3 separate regions of the Homo sapiens genome follow, and regions 2 and 3 are each linked to region 1. The links are chromatin loops, found by intact Hi-C in ENCODE. Cell type or tissue: CD14-positive monocyte. All regions are shown on one strand. Region 1 overlaps XPNPEP2 (X-prolyl aminopeptidase 2). Region 2 holds the start of LOC105373334 (a long non-coding RNA gene). Region 3 overlaps ZDHHC9 (zDHHC palmitoyltransferase 9).

Region 1 (2,500 bases):
CAATTCCTAACTGGGTGACCTTGACCAAGTCATTTTACCTCTCTGGGCCTCAGTTACCCCATCTGTAAAATGAGGATCATAACAGTAATCTTACAGCATATGGTTGTTGTGAGAATTCAATGAATATGTATATTGCTCTGAGCACCACCTAGCACATTCTAAGTGTTAAATAAGTGTTAGCTATAATGATTTCCTCACACTGGCAAGAGGATGGCTCAATTTTTAAAAAAGAATTCTTGTTAAAATTAAGATAAACCACCTCATTTAAAAAAAACTTTGTCTCATAGGAAATTTTAAACACACACAAAGATAAAGAAAATAGCATCATAATCTCCAGTGTCCCTTCATCCAGCTTCAATAATCCTTGACTCATGGCCATTCTTGTCTTGTCTATAACCCCATGTTCATTACCACCACAACCACCCCCTCTGCTGCTGGATTCTTTTAAAAGTAAATCCTAGATAGTGTGTCATTTCTGCCGTCAACACAGAACTCTTTCAAAAACAGGAACACACTATGATCATATATAAACACTAACAAGAATTCTTTGACATCAAATAGCCAGTGTTTTCAAAGCTCCACATCCTGGAGCCGCTATCTGATCTCCATCATCTTGGAGCCTGTGGCTGCAACCAGACCTCACCCGGCTCCTCTGTTTCCCTGCTTCCCCAACTCCAGGTGCGGGACGCTGTGGCTGTGATCCGGTACTTGGTCTGGCTGGAGAAGAACGTGCCCAAAGGCACAGTGGATGAGTTCTCGGGGGCAGAGATCGTGGACAAGTTCCGAGGGTGAAGAGCCACGGCCGTCCTTTTTGGCTGACTGTCTTTTAGTGTGGCAGTGGGGGCAGGGAGGGGGAATTTGTCCCCTTACTTAGCAGAAAGGAAGATCCTCCTCATATGCGTGCTGGGTGGGGGAGGGCTCTGGAGAACAAGGAGTGACAGGTTCTTGGGTGGTCGGGGAGTTGAGCAGGGGGCGTTGGATGATATTTCCCGCCCCGCTGAAAGCAGGACAACTCGAAGGGCCACAACCCAATAGCGTCCCCTAGTGTCTGCTTCAGGTACGGTCTGAATCTCCCTGGGGGGTGCTGTGGCTCAGACCAGGTCAGCCCCTGGACCACTTGAGAATACCAGGTAGGGAGGAGGATTCCCGAAGGCATGCTTGGCCCAGGTCAGGGCCGGATTGTAGGTTTGAGGTACAGGATGCTCTCCCAGGACTGGGGGAGTTTTCAGATACAGAGAGCTGGGTTTCTTCACTCCTATCCGTAAAATGGAGGTGGAGAGGAAATAATGTGTGTCTACAGTGTGTCCTCTGATCTTCCTCTATAAATGACAGGTCAGGGCTTGAGGAGATGGAACCAGGAGGTGAGGGCTGGGAGAGCCAAATGGTGTCCAGTTGAGAGGTAGAGGCAGCCATGACCTTCATTGGATTTGATTAGATATCCCGGGCCCAGCCTAGTCCAGGGGCCCATTCATTGACCATGCCTTGCCTTGTACTTTCCAGAGAAGAACAGTTCTCCTCCGGACCCAGTTTTGAAACCATCTCTGCTAGTGGTCTGAATGCTGCCCTGGCCCACTACAGGTACTTGAGGAAAAAGAATTTTCTAGGGCCCTGTTGGGGCATCCTGTTGTGTGTGTAGAGGAACAGGGTGAGGGGAGGGGGATGTTCTGGGACCTGAGTCCACGTTGAAGGTCCGAGGCCCCTAGCCCTGTGGGGGCTGGGAGAGGAGCTCAGTGTGGAGTAGGGAGTTGCCTTGTAATGAAAAGGCCTGAGAGCTGGAGGCTGGGGGACCTGGAAGGAAGACACCGATGCCATTGGATGCTTTTCCCTGGCTTCCCATGTGTTGCTTATGTTAGCTAATGCTTAAAGCTCACGAGTTCACATGGAGAGAGGTCTGTTCACTCAGCCTGAACCAGCCAAGGTGGGCCCAAGATACAGGCTAGCCAGGTGTTTGGCCCTATAGAAAACAAACCCCTGCAGGCCTGCCTGATGAAAAGCTGACCAGCTGCCTCCGCCTGGCATGGGCACAGCAGGGAGAGGTCAATGCCCTCCAAGGGAGTGCCTGACATGTCCCAGAATTCCCTCCCCTGGTGTCCCCTGGTGTCTCCCACGCCTTCGGCTGCCTTGCCCCAGCCCCTCCTACCCACTCGGGCTAGAGTGGCAGGGTGGGTGCTCCTCGGCTTTACCACCTCTTGCTCAGCAGCCCCACCCTGGAGGTATCCTCCCTTCCTGTGCTCTGCTTCTTCTCAGGGCCCTCTGCTCTCGGAGGCAGCAGGAAGTTAGAGACAAAGGGCCGGAGGGAGCATCTGGGTAGAGGCCCAGCTCTTTGCCGCTTTACCGCGCATCCTCGTGCAAGCCCCTTGGCCTCCATAGGCCTGCTTCTCCTTATGGAAAAGGAGACAGCTGAGCTGGGGGGTCTCTAGGGCTCTCCCAGCTCTCATATTCTGGGCTTTACCCTCTCTCTCCTCCCTGGGGACCAGGGCCTGGCTCAGCCAGGTGCAGG
Region 2 (2,500 bases), 77 kb before region 1:
ATTCACCCCTGCCCCTTCGTGCTCCTGCTATGTTCTGTTCACACTGTGTTAACAACATTGGTCACATCTGTTTGCACTGCTGCTTTCCCCATTGCTATAGCTCCTAGGGATCTAACAATCCCTGTAGGTGCTTGCTATGGACTGACTTCTGACAACTTCCAAAAAACTCATATGCTGAAGCCCTAACCCCCAATATCACTATACCTGGAGATAGGCTCTTCAGCAGGTAATTAAGGTCAAATGAGGTCATAAGGGTGGAGCCCTAAGCAGACAGGACTGCAGCCTTATAAGAAGAAGAGATCTTTCTCTCTCTTCCTCCGCCACGTGAAGACATAGCAAGAAGGCAGCCATCTTACAAGCCAGGAAGAGAACCCTCACCAGAACTTCACCATGCTGGCACACTGATTTTGGACTTCCAGCCCCAAAAAGTGAGAAAATTAATTTCTATTGTTGAAGTCACACAGTCTCTGGTATTTTTATTATGGCAGCCAGGCTGACTACTACAGTGCTTAATGCATGGTGAGTGCATTTTTAAATGAATGGAAAAGGAAGAAAGAAACAGAAGAGGAAGAGGTGGAACAAATGGGGAGAAAGATGAAGAAAGCAGAAGTTAAGAATGAGAGAAACTAAGGAAACAGGAGGAAGAAGGTAGAGGATGGGAATGAGCTCATGAAGGAGCCAGTATCTCAGTGGAGACCATGCCAGTGTGAGGGAACTACTGCCAACTAGGAGGCAGGTGGGTGCAGGCTCCAGGGCCAGTGCTGAGCATCCAGGCACAAGACTTTTAAGAGAGAGTGTGTGTGTGTGTGTGTGTGTGTGTGTGTGTGTGTGTGTGTGTAATTTTTTCCCCTAGAGATAGCCTAGAGGGGCCACCTTTGTGCTTTTCTCAGAGGCTATGTGTCCTCATTGGCTGGGTAACAGCTGGGTGCCCTTGCCTCCCCGGCCAAAGGCAGCCGCCGTCCACACCCAGCTGCCTGAGGGACAAGGAGGGTGTTTACCCAATGGCCTGTGTCCTTAAAGGACTCTGCTCTCAGTTACACAGCAAACAGCTGGCCTCGAAGGGGCCTCGTCCTGGCCGCCGCGAGCGGGCGGCTTCTGCAGCGTTTAAGCTTCTATCTACCATGAAGATGCTTCCCCCACCCTCATGCCTCCTCCCGGGGGTGGGCATGAGGGGCACTTACGAGCTGAGACCTCACAGGCGACATTTTTTAAGCTGCTCATTCTGACGGAACAGTCCCCAAGACAAACACAAGGCTTTCTGTCTCCCAGGGCTTGTGCGACTTGGTTTCAGACTCTGCCACCCACTGCCGCAGACAGCGGCCGTCTTCCCAGGAAGAAGACATTTCCTGGCGGGGTACCGGGACTGACGGGCGGCGGCGCAGGGCAGTGCCAGCCGGGCCCAGGAAGTGAACGCGCTGGGCCCGCGAAGGAGCGCGTCGCCCGCCCTGAGGGGGGCAGTGCAGCGCCCACCGCGCGCCTTCGCCAGTCCCCTGGCACCGTTGCCCTGGCCAGGGGCCGGGAGAGGGCGTGGCAGCGCGGCAGTGCGCCTACGCACCGGGGGCACTGGGGATCCCGCCCCCACGCTGGTTCCCGCGCTTTCAAGAGCCTCAGAGCCCCGAGACAAGGGGGTGTCGGCTCTACCCACCTGGCCCAGCCCGAAAGAACAGGGCCAACATTTTGAAACCAAACCAATAATAGAATTGGAATACTTTTGATCACTTTTTATTTTCCTTTTCTGGAGGAGAGTTGTGGGGCGGGGGTGGGGAGCTGGTAGAGAGAATCTCAGGGCGCTGTGGCTTTGAGGGCGGGTTCCCTGCGCAAGCAGCAGTGCTCACAGTGCGAGCAATCATGGCTAGGCCCAGCCCGCGGTTAGTTGGGTGCAGGGACGTGACAGGACCGCGAGGGCTGATTCTTTAGTCTATTGTTCCCACTCCTCAGAAAGGACTCCTAGCAAATATATACTGCTAGTCCCAGCTTTCCCGATGGAATGGAACCCCTTGCTTTGCTTTGCTGTCGCTATTCAGGATGGGGATTTTGTCCATGCAGAAAGACATTTACATTATCTACACTGGAATGCCGGCCCACTAGCCTGGCAAAATGCTGAGCCAGCTATTAGATCTGGACTCGTGGAGGAGTGGAGATTTGCCTCCATTCAAGCAACCACATACTTCCCTGGAAGCTGGGAGGAGCACCACTAAGTCCACCCTCTCCTGCCTGGCTCCTTGGTAGTGCTTCTCAAACATTATCACTTGGACAAATCACCTGAGGTCCTTGTTAAAAGTCTGATTTAGAAAATCTGGGGAATCCGGTGGCACCCGAGACTGCATTTTTAACAAGCTCCCAGGTGATGCAGCTACTGCTGTGCACCACACCTTGAGAAGCAAGGGGTACAACATTGCTCTCAACTGCGGCTGCACATTAAAATTAACTTGGGGAGCTTTAAGAACTAATTAGGCCAGGACCCCCACCCCCAAGATATTCTGATTTAGTTGGTCTAGGT
Region 3 (2,500 bases), 55 kb after region 1:
CTGAAAGTCCAGAAATGAACTCTCACATTTATAGATTTTCAACAAGGGTGCCAAGACAAGTCTATGGGAGAAGAATAGTCCTTTCAACAAATGGTGCAGAGACAACTGGATAGCTACAGGCAAAAGAAAGAATGTGGACCCTCTACCTCACACCATATATAAAAATTAACTCAAAATGGATCAAAAACCTAAATGTAAGAGCCAAAACTGTACAGCTCTTACAAGAAAACAAGGGCATAAATCTTCATGACTTTGGATTAGGCAACAGTTTCTCAGATATGACACCAAAAAGTACAAACAACAAAAGAAAAAAATAGACAAACTGGACTACATCAAAATTTAAAAATTTTGTGCTCCAAAGGACACTATCAAGAAAATTAAAAGATAACCCATGGAATAGGAGAAAATATTTGCAAATTGTATATCTGGTAAGAGACTTGCATACAGATTACATAAAGAACTCTTACAACTCAACAATAAAAAAGACAAACAATCCAATTAAAAAATAGACAAAAGCTCTGAACAGACACTTCTCCAATGAGCACATAAAAATGGCCAATAAGCACATGAAAAGATATTCGACATCATTAGTCATCAGGGAAATGCAAATCAAAACCACAATGAGATACCACTTCACATTCACTAAGATGGCTAGACTCAAAATGTCAGATAATAAGTGTTGCAGAGGATGTAGAGAAACTGGAACCCTCAGGCACTGCTAGTGGGGGTATAAAATGGTGCAGCCACTTTGGAAAACAGTTCAGCAGTACCTTAAAGGTTAAACATAGAGCTACCATGTGACCTAGCTATTTTACTCCCAGGTATATAGCCAAGAGAAATGAAAATATATGGCCATGCAAAAATTGGTACACAAATGTTCATAGCAGCATCACTCATAATAATCAAATGGTGGAAACAATCCAAATGTCCATCAACTGATGAATGGATAAATGAAATGTGGTATATCCATATAATGGAATATCATTTGGCCATATAAAGGAACGAAGTACTGCTACATAGTACAACATGGACAAACCTCGAAAACATGCTAAGTAAAAGAAGCCAGTCACAAAAGACCACATATTGTATGATTTCATTTACATGAAATACCCAGAAGAGAGAAATCTGTACTAAAAGGAAGTAGATTAGTGGTTGCCTAGGGGTGTGGCTGGGGAAGTTCAGGGGAAAGGGAGAGTGACTGCTAATGGCTACAGGGTTTCTTAGGGTGGAAGGGTAACGAAAATGCTCTAAAATTGATTGTTATAATGATTGTACAACTCTGTGAATATTCTAGACCAGTGAATCATACATTTTAAATAGGGATCAGTTGGGCGCAGTGGCTCACGCCTGTAATCCTCTACTTTGGGAGGCTGAGGTGGGCAGATCATCTGAGGTCAGAAGTTCGAGACCAGCCTGACCAACATGGAGAAACCCCGTCTCTACTAAAAAATACAAAATTAGCTGGGCGTGGTGGCACATGCCTGTAATCCCAGCTACTCAGGAGGCTGAGGCAGGAGAACCCGGGAGGCGGAGGTTGCAGTGAGCTGAGATTGCACCACCGCACTCCAGCCTGGGTGACAGAGCGAGACTCCGTCTCAAAAAAAAAAAAAAAAAAAATTGGGACCTATGGTATGTGAATCATATCTCAATAAAGTTCTTATTAAAAAAAGAAAGCTCAGCTGGGCACGGTGGCTCACGCCTGTAATCCCAACACTTTGGGAGGCTGAGGCGGGAGGATCACGAGGTCAGGAGATGCAGACCATCCTGGCCAGGATGGTGAAACCCTGTCTCTAGTGAAAATACAAAAATTAGCCAGGCATGGTGGCGGGCGCCTGTAATCCCAGCTACTCGGAGGCTGAGGCAGAGAATTGCTTGAACCTGGGAGGTGGAGTTGCAATGAGCCGAGATCACACCACTGCACTCCAGCCTGGGTGACAGAGCAAAACTCCATCTCAAAAAAAAAAGCTCAAGTAATATTTTTTTTTAGGAAAGTACTTTATATACTTTAAAGATATACTTTATATATCTTAAATAGGACAGCTGGGAGAGTTTCCACAACTTTTGCATATTCCAGTTAGGAAGCCCCCTTCTACCACAGTAACCACATCACTAACTCTAATACAATCCCCTGACCTCTGTCTTTGCCCCTATAGCATTTTATGCTTTCCTCATCAAGGCACTTTTCACAATGTTGAGCAATGGCCTGTTTACTTGTTTCTTGCCCCCACTAGACAATGAGCTCCTTGAGAGCAGGGACATCGTTTGCCTCATTCATTGGTATAACCCTGGCAGCTAGTACAGTGGCTGGCACAGAGTCACTCAATATACACCAAAGAAATGACTAAATCTTAATCTACATCAAGGACACAAAGATCTGAAGGCAACATCAGGGCAGGTGTAGAGGCAGGGAAGCTGGGGTGATTAGAATACAATATTGCCTAATTATATTTCCAAGCTGTAAATTAGCCTCCGCCCTCTCTATATCGACCCAGCCTTAAGT

The links. A loop is a pair of places that touch in the nucleus more often than their neighbours do. Peaks named below come from ENCODE experiments on the same cell type or tissue, not always from the same donor. Only the 100,000 strongest peaks of a DNase experiment are listed, where the experiment ranks them.
Region 2: a loop joins it to region 1, with 2.5 times the contacts of the local background. A loop is called at or near these places in 2 of 110 quality-filtered maps.
Region 3: a loop joins it to region 1, with 5 times the contacts of the local background. A loop is called at or near these places in 8 of 110 quality-filtered maps.

What each region holds. Positions count from the first base shown.
Region 1 is chrX:129,753,794-129,756,293 of GRCh38, forward strand. XPNPEP2 (X-prolyl aminopeptidase 2) reads left to right here. Exons shown (of 21, transcript NM_003399.6): 12 at 679-788; 13 at 1,501-1,578. Among named protein-coding and RNA genes, the nearest start is that of XPNPEP2, 16 kb to the left of the region's middle. RefSeq lists an enhancer at 2,092-2,500. In CD14-positive monocyte, CTCF peaks have their summits at 1,039 (motif pointing left) and 1,242; a DNase peak (open chromatin) is centred at 448; H3K4me3 peaks cover 630 bases.
Region 2 is chrX:129,676,948-129,679,447 of GRCh38, forward strand. It overlaps LOC105373334 (a long non-coding RNA gene), which reads right to left and starts at 1,523. Exons shown (of 2, transcript XR_938580.4): 1 at 1,182-1,523. RefSeq lists an enhancer at 1,028-1,197 and a silencer at 1,428-1,607. In CD14-positive monocyte, CTCF peaks have their summits at 1,437 (motif pointing right) and 1,638; a DNase peak (open chromatin) is centred at 1,444; H3K4me3 peaks cover 1,537 bases; H3K27ac peaks cover 815 bases.
Region 3 is chrX:129,808,392-129,810,891 of GRCh38, forward strand. The region is part of intron 10 of ZDHHC9 (zDHHC palmitoyltransferase 9); the gene reads right to left. Among named protein-coding and RNA genes, the nearest start is that of SASH3, 30 kb to the left of the region's middle. In CD14-positive monocyte, no CTCF peak of the experiment used is centred here; DNase peaks (open chromatin) are centred at 600 and 1,180; H3K4me3 peaks cover 487 bases; H3K27ac peaks cover 1,564 bases.